Regions from separate parts of the Homo sapiens genome. Here region 1 is linked to region 2. Evidence: read pairs that join two places in POLR2A ChIA-PET (ENCODE). Cell type or tissue: Panc1. All regions are shown on one strand. Links, peaks and the distances in the headings refer to the core of each region. The heading gives the core; the rest is flanking DNA.

Region 1 (5,369 bases), core at 116-5,115, 330 kb before region 2:
GCTAAAATCTCATGAACAAACTTGAATGGATGAGGAGCTGCTTCTATGGATGAGCAAAGAAAGTGGTTTCTTGAGATGGAATCAACTCTTGCTGAAGATGCTGTGAACATTGTTGAAATGACAACAAATTATTTCAAATATTACATGAACTTACTTGATAAAGCAGCGGCAGGGTTTGAGAGGATTGACTCCAATTTTGAAACAAGTTCTACTGTGGTGGGTAAAATGCTATCAAACAGTATCCTGTGTTGCAGAAAAATACTTCATGAAAGACAGAGTCAATCAATGAGGCAAATTTCATTGTTGTCTTATTTTAAGAAATTGCCACAGTCATTCCAACCTTCAGCAACCACCTCCCTAATCAATCAGTAGTTATCAACATTGAGGCAAGACCCTCCACCAGCAAAAAGATTACAACTTGCTGAAGGCTCAGATAATCATTAGCATTACCAACCCAAATGTCCATCAATGATAGACTGGATAAAGAAAATGTGCCACATATATGCCATGGAATACTATGCAGCCATAAAGAAGAATGAGATCATGTCCTTTGCAGGGACATGGATGAAGCTGGAAACCATCATTCTCAGCAAACTAACACAGGAACAGAAAACCAAACACTGCATGTTCTCACTCATAAGTGGGAGTTTAACAATAAGAACACATGGACATGGGGCGGGGAACATCACACACTGGGGCCTGTAGAGGGGTGGAGGGCAAGGGGAGGGAGAGCATTAGGACAAATACCTAATGCATGAGGGGCTTAAAACCTAGATGATGGGTTGGTAGGTGCAGCAAACCACCACGGCACATGTGTACCTATGTAACAAATCTGCACGTTCTGCACATGTGTCCCAGAGCTTAAAGTAAAAAAAGAAAAGAAACCAGTAGTTGCCCCTACTGTCTGTTCTTCCTTTTTCCTTACTAGAAAAATCTACACGTTTTTATTGGGCACAAGGCCTACTCAGAAGAAAATATATATTTCTACACCAGCATTGTAGCTAAGTGCAATCGCAGTGGTGAAGTCCTATGCAATATGTAAATGTTGTGAGAAGATATTTAAATGGAGTGGACATGCCCATTTCCTCTTCTCTCTTTCTCCTGGCTATAAAGTAGATGTGATGGCTGGAGCTAGAGTGACCATCTGGAACCACCTGGTGAACTTGAGCTTGAGACTCTAACACTGCAGAGTGTCATACCAACTGTGATGACCTACTCAGACTTCTAAGTAAGACAGCAATAAACTTCATTCTGATTTAACCCACTGTTACTTTGAGCTTTTTCTATTACAGTCAAGTCTAATCCTAACCGATATATGCTCCCTTCAACTTTTCCTCAGGCACTGGGAGAAAAGACAGAGCACAAAAGATGCAACCTCAAACTGAATTTCTAAGAGGAAGACGAGTCTCAGGGCAATGGGAAAAAATAATAAAGAAAAGTAATAAATAAAAATTCATCCACACTGTATCTGCAAAAATAGAAAACATGGATAGAGCCCCACATGTTAAAGAGTAGTATGGAGAGGAGTATATGAAAATGCAAAAATATAGCAAAAAAAAAAAAAAAAGGAACAAAAGATTAAAACTATTATCTGGAAAGAAACACACCTTTAAAATGTGAAGAAAAATTCCTAAAACCAAAGTTTTGTAGTCTAGGAAAAAAATTTAAAGTACAGATGGTCCCTGATTTATGATGGTTTCACTTGCAATGTTTTGACCTTACAGTAACGCAAAAGTGACACGCATTCCGTAGATGATGTTTGGTAGGTTAGGTGTATTAATGCACTTTTTACTTACATACAATATTTTCAACTTATGATGGGTTTATCAGGACATAACCCCACTGTAAGTTGAGGAGCATCTGTGTATGAATTCAATGAAACAAGAAATCAAAGGGACGTAAGGCAACAGAAAACTGAGATTGCCACGTGTGATGGTTAAATTTATGTGTTAAGTTGATCGGGCCAGGGTGTGCTGAGGCATTTGGTCAAACATTCTAGGAGTGTCTGTGAGGATGTTTCTGGAAGAGACTGAAATGTGAATCAATAGACCAAGTAAAGCAGATTGTTCTCTCTAATGTGGGTCGGCCTCATGCAATCAGTTGAGGATCTGAATAGAACAAAAACGCTGAGTAAAAGGAAGCTCCTCCTACCTGACTGCTTTGAGCTGGGACGTCAGTCTTTTCCAGCCTTTGGACTCAAACTGAGACATTGGCTGTTTTTGGGTGTCAAGCTTGCACACTTTTGGATAGGAACTTACGCTATTGCCTCTCTTGACTCTCAGGCTTTTGGGCTGAGTTAAATCTAGACTACAGCCTAAAATTAGTTTTTACATTTGTAAATCATTTAAAAATAGTTTTGACATATGAAATACCAATGTGTCTGTCCATGTAATTTTAACTGGAACACAGCCACACCCATTCATCTCTTACTATCTATGGCTGCATTTGCTATATAGGACAAATATGTAGTTGCAATAAGACTGTATGTCTGGCAAAGAGGAATATTTATTATTTTTCCCTTACAGATCTGATGTAGATAGAGCAAAATGTGGAGGAAAATTTAATAACCCTTCCTCTACATTAAATTGTCTGCGTCTTCCTTAAAAGTAAATAAGCTAAAAAATTTTGAACAAAAATTCCATAGCCTAGAAGATCTAAAAGTAAACAACCAGACTTCCAAGTTTCAAAAAGAAAAGTACACACTTAAAGCAAACAGAAATCATTAAGCAAAACAAAGGTTGTGTTAAAACTATAAATATATTCTGATGAAAAATTAACATCAAGTATATGACATATAAATAAAATAAATGTAGTAAATACATAGGAGAAAAAAATCAGATTGGGTTAAAAAAAGATTAAATGTCATATATAAGAGAGTTAGAAACAAAGTTATTCAGAAAGAAAAAAGGGAGGGCCTGGCGCGGTGGGTCACGCCTGTAATCCCAGCATTTTGAGAGGCCAAGGTGGGTGGATCACCTGAGGTCAGGAGTTCCAGAGCAGCCTGGCCAAAATGGCGAAACCCATCTCTACTAAAAATACAAAAATTAGCTGGGCATGGTGGCACGCACCTGTTGTCTCAGCTATTTGGGAGGCTGAGGCAGAAGAATTGCTTGAATCCGGGAGGCAGAGGTTGCAGTGAGCTGAGATCGCACCACTGCACTCCAGCCTGGGTGACAGAGCGAGACTCCATCTCGAAAAAGAAAAAAAAAAAAAAGAAACATAAAAGGGAAAGAGAGATTAATAAATCTCAAGACAATGAAAGCAAAAAGAGAGCTGGTATCAACATCAGTCAAGGATGAATTCAAAACAAAGACAAAGTTGAAAAATGATAAAGAAAAATTTTATGATGATAAAGAAGTGAGGCTTTACCTATCATAAATCTTTATGGACTAAATTACATATTCTTCAAATACATTAAGAAAAAATTGCAAATGCACAAAGAATTTTAAAAAGACAATAAGAGTAAAAGACATTCACTCCTTGGGAAATTCATTTCCAGTTCTTTGAAAAATACTAAAGAATAGGCCGGGCGCGGTGGCTCTCGCCTGTAATCCCAGCACTTTGGGAGGCCGAAGCGGGCGGATCACGAGGTCAGGAGATCGAGACCATCCTGGCTAACACGGTGAAACCCCGTCTCTACTAAAGATACAAAAAATTAGCCGGGCGTGGTGGCGGGCGCCTGTAGTCCCAGCTACTCGGGAGGCTGAGGCAGGAGAATGGCGTGAACCCGGGAGGCGGAGCTTGCAGTGAGCCGAGATTGCGCCACCGCACTCCAGCCTGGGCGACAGAGCGAGGCTCCATCTTGGAAAAAAAAAAGAAAAAGAAAAATATTAAAGAATAGCTAGAGGCCAGGCGCGGTGGCTCAGGCCTTTATCCCAGCACTTTAGGAGGCCAAGGCAGGCAGATCACCTGAGGTTGGGAGTTTAGAGACCAGCCTGGCCAACATGGTGAAACCCCGTCTCTACTAAAAAATAATACAAAAATTAGCTGGGTGTGGTGGTGCACACCTGTAATCCCAGCTATTCAGGAGGCTGAGACAGGAGAATCACTTGAACCCTGGAGGTGGTTGCAGTGAGCCGAGATTGTGCCACGGCATTCCAGCCTATGCGAAGAGCAAGACTCCGTCAAAAACAAAAAAAAAGAAGAGATAGAAAATAAGGAATATGATTACGCAAAAAAAAAATACTAAAAGAGAAGAGAATTGAGGGAGACTAATCCTAACAGAAGTGAGCACTGATTCCAAAACTTCAACAATTAACTGACCAATGGAGTAGATTAAAAAGTCCAGAAATAAAACAAACAAACAAAAAAAAGAAGTATTTTTAGGTGACAAAAATCTGTGGAACAAAAGTAATTATTCAATAAACATTGTTGGTTCAATTCACTAACCATTTAAAGAAAAGCATATTTTAACTCTTGCCTTATTCCAAAATAAATTTGAGGCAGAAATATGAAGCAATTGAAATGTTAGGAAATGCTAGAAAAATTGTGAACAAAGTGAGAAAATTTTAAGTACATATTGTTGAAGTAGATCTTCTTTCTAAGCAGAATACAACCCCACAAGCCAAAAAAAAAAAAAGCATACATTTAATTTGATGAAAATATAAGTTTTCTGTTTAGCTTTAAAAAAAAAATCACTCAGTATAGTTTTAGAAAACAAGCAACAGGCCGGGTGTGGTGGCCCACACCTGTAATCTCAGCACTTTGGGAGGCTGAGATGGGTGGATCCCTTGAGCCCAGGAGTTCCAGACCAGCCTGGGCAACATGGTGAAACCCTGCCTCTACAAAAAATACAAAAAATTAGCCAGGTGTGGTGGTGGGCCTGTAGTCCTAACTACTCAGGTGGCGGAGGTGGGAGAATCGCTTGAGCCCGGGAGGTTGCAGTGAGTCGTGATGGGGCCATTGCACTCCAGCCTGGGCAGCAGAGCGAGACCCTGTCTCCAAACAAACGAACAAACAAAAAAAAAACAGGGAAGTAGTTGCCACGCACATCATTGAAAAGGGCTAATTTCATTGACAGATTTAAAATTTCTTATTCAAAAAATATTTGATAAAATTGAGTTTGTGGAGTGTGTGAGTAAACACATTACAAACTCCTGAAAACCTTTTGTTTTATTTTTTAAAATTCTTTATTGAGATAACATTGACATGTAAAAAACTGCACATATTTAAATGATTTGATCAGTTTTGACGTGTAAATAAATCTGTGAAACTATGACGGCTTGAAAATAATGAAGATATCTGTCACCTCAAAATGTCCTTGTGTCCCTGCAATCTCTCCCTCCCTCACTCCTCTTTTCCACCCCCAGTCCCTAGGCAACCACTGAACTGTTTTTTTGCTCTTACGGATTAATTTGCATTTTTGTCAT
Region 2 (5,369 bases), core at 190-5,189:
GGCCTCCCAAAGTGATGGGATTACAGGCGTCAGCTACTGCACCCAGCCTGATTACTGTAACTTTGAAAGTTTTGAAATCAAGAAATGGAAGTCTTCCAACTTAGCTCTTTTTCAGTATTATTTTGGCTAGTCAGGGCCCCTTGTAACTCCATATGAATTTGAGGCTTTTGGAATTTTGATAGGGATTGCCTTGAATTTGAAGATCGCTTTAGGTAATATTGGCATCTTAACAATATTGAGTCTTCCTATTCACGAACACGGATGTCTTTCTATTTACTGAGGTTATCTTTAATTTTTTTTTTCAGTGATTTTTGCAATTTTATTTGTACAAGCTTTCACCTCCTTGGTTAAATTTATTCCTAGGCATTTTTTTTCTTTTAGATGCATTGCATAATGTTTGAGATTTTAGAAATACTTAGCATAGTAAATCTGAATTTCAGCTTAAATAATGAGTCTAAGAAGGTACTGTGGAAGACATCTTGAGCTCTAGCTGGTTTGTCCTTGGATATTTAACATAACCTCTCTCTAAACCTCCATTTCTTCATCTGTAAAATATAGGGATAAAGCAAATCTGTCTTTCATGAGAATTGTGTAGATCAGAGATAATATATGCAAAGGATTAATTCCAGGGTATGGCTTAGAGTAAATACTAAATAAATAGTGCTTGGCTGCCAGGATTGTGTTTTCTTCTATGATTTCAATATAAATACCTATGTTGTACTTGAAGTATACTTTTTCAAATTGAATACAATTAATTTGTTGCAAAGGCTGAAGATTTTTACACAAACTAAATGCCCTGTTCCTGAGAGAGCTTTTTTATATTAAAGTATGTTGAGTCTGGAAGAAAAATAAAATGAAATGTCACACTTGTTCTGTTTCAATGGTGCTTTATCCTTAGAAGAGGGAGCATTTCTTCTCATGTTGCAACTTTCAGATGCCTCTTTGCTTTTTGAATCCTATCTGTGTCTTGACATTACAAGGTTAAATCTTAGACATTACCAGCATTTAACTTGAAAGAGTAGCAAAGCTGACTAACTTTTCCCCTTTTCTTTTACTACTTAGTGCATTGAGGCTTTACCCTCACTGGAGATTGCAATTACCGTCACCATCTGGAATTGGATTCATCTGTATGTGTAGAATATAACTTACATATAAAGCTGAGTATCAGTGTTTCAGGTTTTCTCTTTTTCTTACACATCTCAGTCAAGCTTTAGATTGAAGTAGGCAGATTCACTGAGTGTAATAATTTAAGAATTCAGTTACTTTCATTTTAATTTAAATTTCACCAATTAAATAAAATTCTTCATAACACTTAAGTATAGCATTAGAATTTCTAAACATTGTGAAACTAAATTCTTTATTCTCATAGCAAAGTATATTAGTCATTTTTGCCGTTTCTCCTGAAGAGCATAAATGAGCCTGCATTCAAGAATATGGAATGTTGTACATTCTGATGGGGAAATAGAGTGGCAGAATATAGTCAGGTTGAGGAGCATGGAAGTTTGAAAAAGAACCAGAAATTTGGAGAGAGAGCTGACCACAGAAACAAAGGAGGGTTGCCAGATTCTGTTGGGGACCCATTTAAGGCTACAGATAAGTAATTTATACTGTTACCCATCTGGCCTGCTGGCAGCACTCATGATGATTCTTTTTTTTTTTTTTTTTTTTTTTTTTGAGACAGTCTCTCACTCTGTCGCCCAGGCTGGAGAACAGTGGTATGATCTTGGCTCACTGCAACCTCCGCCTCAGCCTCCTGAGTAGCTGGGATTACAGGCGTGAGCCACCACACTCAGCTAATTCTTGTATTTTTAGTAGAGATGAGGTTTCACTGTGTTGGCCAGGCTGGTCTTGAACTCCTGACCTCAAGTGATCCACCCTCCTGGATTCTAAGTACACTTAAAATTACAGCAGCCGTTCGTTTCTATAGATGGAAGAAGGTGGCAGGAAGAAGAGTAATTACTAAGAGTAATTTACTAAGTAAAGCTGATTACAAATATCTTTTAAATAAAAAATTTTTAAGTAATTGAAAGAGATCACAGCAACAGAATAATTTAAACAACCATCACCAGTTTTTCAGGTGGTCGAGAAAATCTTGAATTAGAACTGTTGTGAGGAACCAGCTATGGAAGAGAAAATTGGAGTCAAAGATGGACCTGAAATGTCCACGTGGAAAAAAATAAGTCAAGGAATGTGAGGATGAGGGGTTCCTACATGATGCCGATACATTTTGTGATAATTTTCACTTATATTTTCTTTGGATTGTCTTAATGATATAATCAACTCTTGCTCACCTTATTTGTTGTTTGTTGCTGTTTTTGGGGGACAAGCTTTAAGCTATCTCACTTTTTGATCTGGAGTATAGGAACCCAGCACTGGCTTCTTCCAGCACCTTCACTTGGCCTCAGTGTTGTGATGCACTGAGCCACCCCTGTTATTGTGAGTCTATAACAAGTAATTTGTTTCTGAAAAGATTAAAGCACTACACTTTGAAAATTATTTAGTGTTTTAAAATTTGATGATAGTAAGACTTGCATTTCAACAGGATTTTTTGAGTTTGAATGAAATGGGGGTGATATAACCCCAGAACAGAAAATCGTATACCTAAGGGTGTCATCACTGTGCAAACTGCTATTCAGAGGTGAAATGGGAGAAGAAAAAGACATTTAAACAGAAACAATTAGGCAATTAACAGGCCCCCTCTTCACCCCCGACCTCCACCCCTGTCAAGCAACTGAGGCCTCAGGAGTCCTGCCTGAGCAGAACAGAGGGTTTTCCATTTCTTTTGGCTTTATTTTGTTGAAAATGTTGTCCAAAAGTTGTGACACAAGTCAGGCCATAATTACTCTGATCCTAAATTAGGCTGTTCAGCTTTACTCTCTTAATGTTCAGATGCACTTGACTGCTACAGCCAGGCAACTCTCAGTATTGTCTCTCTTGTCTCCAAATAGTGGGTAAAAGCTTGACCTCAAACATTTGTGTTGGAAGGGTTAGACCGCAGAGGTTGTTTGGTCCTAAGCTCCTTAAACTGCGATGTGTACACTGAGCATCCTCTAATTCTTACAGTAAATGTGTTGCATTAACCTTTGAACTTGGAAGAAGAAAGCTTTGGCCAGTTAGTCTTTCTTTTTTTTTTTTTTTTACATTAAAAAAATAGACTTATCACAATAGACTACAAAATGTGTGAATTTTAAAGATAAATGACAAGTCTTCAAAGAAGTTTATCTTTGGGAGAGTCACTTTAAGCTGGGCGTCTGACCTCAGGAGACCCTCCCTTGTTTTTTCTCTTCTGTTCCTGGAAAGATCTGTTTGCATTTGGTTATTCACTCACAGTTCAGTGAAATTGCCAGCCACTAGCTATCTTGTTTAGAATTTTGAGATTATATGAGGATATTATGAAACACTGGAACTTGAGTAAACTATATAACCATTACCCAATGAGCAGTTAAACTACAAATGTTTGAAAAACCCAAGAGTGGTAGCAAGAGGAATTTTATCTTGGTTTTGAATAAAACGTCAGTCCCTTTGGGGTTGTTTTCATAAACAGTGAATTATAAGTGATTCCATTTAGGAGAAGAAACACTTCATATGCTTTGGTGTAGATGGTGAGAGCCATTTGGCTCTAAATGAAAACATTTGTTTCAGGTGAGCCATGGTCCTTTACATGTTCCCTTTGTCATGAGGAGTCTTGAAAATGCAGAAATGCACTTAGGTTCTTCACTATAGAGGAATTCCGGTGGGTATTATGAAATTCTTTGTAATTGAGGTTATAAAATATTTTCATGATTTTTTAATAATCAAAACTTAGTTTTGTCACATCTTCATTGGTAATCCAGGAGCAAGGTGTTGTGTTTCCATAGTATGGCCACTGGGGGGGAGTACAATTATTTTCATGTTTTATGGTAAAATAACATGCTTGTGGTGTAAAGGTATTTCTGTTGAACCAGCTTAGTACAGCTTCAGATAAGCAAATTCTAGCTAGAAAGTTTTAAATAAATCGTTATACCCTCTTAAAAAGCCCTGTATACCTAGTCTTACATACTTATGGGATTAGTAGTAGAAAAAACAAAAACAAAGAAGGTATATATTTTACTTAGCATCATTAAAGCTGTGGAATCTGAACAGGATTCTGTTTTTCCTAACTAGCATTTTAGCTTTGTTTCCCTAAGTTAGACTATTTTTTTTTGAAAGAGTTAAGTCTTGGGAAAAAGACTTCCAAATTCTATGCACTTTTTAAAAAAAAGATCATTGAAGATGTTATACAAAAGTAAAAAGTAGCTTTTTTCAGTAGTCATTTATTTTTATTTTAGCCTGTAGAGAAAAAGTTTGACAATACAGTAGCGTTTTCCTTTGAAAATCATAGGGATGATTAAGAATTGTTGGTTGTGATTTTTAACATTTATCCATCAAGACTGAAAAGTGCCACCTTGCAGATGGTGGGGGTGGAAGCAGAACTTTGGCTACCAGCTTTGAAGGTCAGGGTGATCCACAGGTGGCCATAGGAGGAAACTTTAGGTGTGTGCCTGTTGGCAACACAGATGTTTAGAAAATGAGCTCACTTCTGATGGGTCCATAGTACATGTTCCTTGCAGTCAGGACATTCTGGGAGTCATCAGCTAAAACAAGGAAACAATACAAACACTATCAGGAAACCCCCAAATGACTGGCTTGGGTGCCCCACCTGTTGTGTAAGCTGCATTGTAGGCAAGAGTTGCTGAACAGAATTCTACCCGCTGACCTCTGCCCTGCTGGATCTCCACCACGCCTCACTTGCTAAGCCTTTGCTCCTACCTCTTGTCAGCCTCCTCCTGCTGATCCCCAGCATGTTCTTTCTTGGTCTCTGCTTGGCATAACACAAAAAAGCACTGAACCAGAAACTGGGGGGCTTCTTCTCCCTGGCACCTTTGCTGACCAGTTGAGTGACATTGGGCTAATTGCCTGACCTCTTTCTGGGCCTCAGTTTCCTCACATTTAAAGTGGATATGGTTTTTGTCTTTCTTCTTTCCACCCTCCTTACAGTTTTCCCCTTCTCCTGCTATCCAGTTGAATATTTTCTCATCTCTTCTACATTTTATTTCCTCTGCCCCTCTAACTTTTCTTTTTTTCACCTTCTTAGGTTTCTCTTTAATCTCTCTTTCTCCTACTAGCCTCCCCTTCTTGCTGACCTCTGGCTTCTTCCATTTTTCTCCACCGGCAGCACCCCAATATCCGGTTTTTATCACTACCATCTGATGCCAAGGATCCTGAACTGCAGTAGATCATGGATGAAGAGATTTAAATTTTTATTCATTGCATAAAATTTAGGCCAGAAAAACCTAAACAATTCTCTTCTGGAAGTAGGAGTTTGTGTACATGATGTGTGTTGAATTAGA

Evidence for each region. Peaks named below come from ENCODE experiments on the same cell type or tissue, not always from the same donor. Only the 100,000 strongest peaks of a DNase experiment are listed, where the experiment ranks them.
Region 1: POLR2A ChIA-PET joins it to region 2 with 14 read pairs; 2 of 35 experiments call an interaction of 5 or more read pairs at or near these places.

The regions. Positions count from the first base shown.
Region 1 is chr18:3,310,682-3,316,050 of GRCh38, reverse strand. No RefSeq gene overlaps it. Among named protein-coding and RNA genes, the nearest start is that of LINC01895, 37 kb to the left of the region's middle. In Panc1, for the core only: no CTCF peak of the experiment used is centred there; no DNase peak of the experiment used is centred there; H3K27ac peaks cover 2,666 bases.
Region 2 is chr18:2,984,318-2,989,686 of GRCh38, reverse strand. All of the region lies in intron 1 of LPIN2 (lipin 2), which reads left to right. LOC124904236 (a long non-coding RNA gene) reads right to left here. Exons shown (of 2, transcript XR_007066268.1): 2 at 4,277-4,613. Among named protein-coding and RNA genes, the nearest start is that of LPIN2-AS2, 20 kb to the right of the region's middle. In Panc1, for the core only: CTCF peaks have their summits at 3,677 and 3,878 (motif pointing right); no DNase peak of the experiment used is centred there; H3K27ac peaks cover 4,304 bases.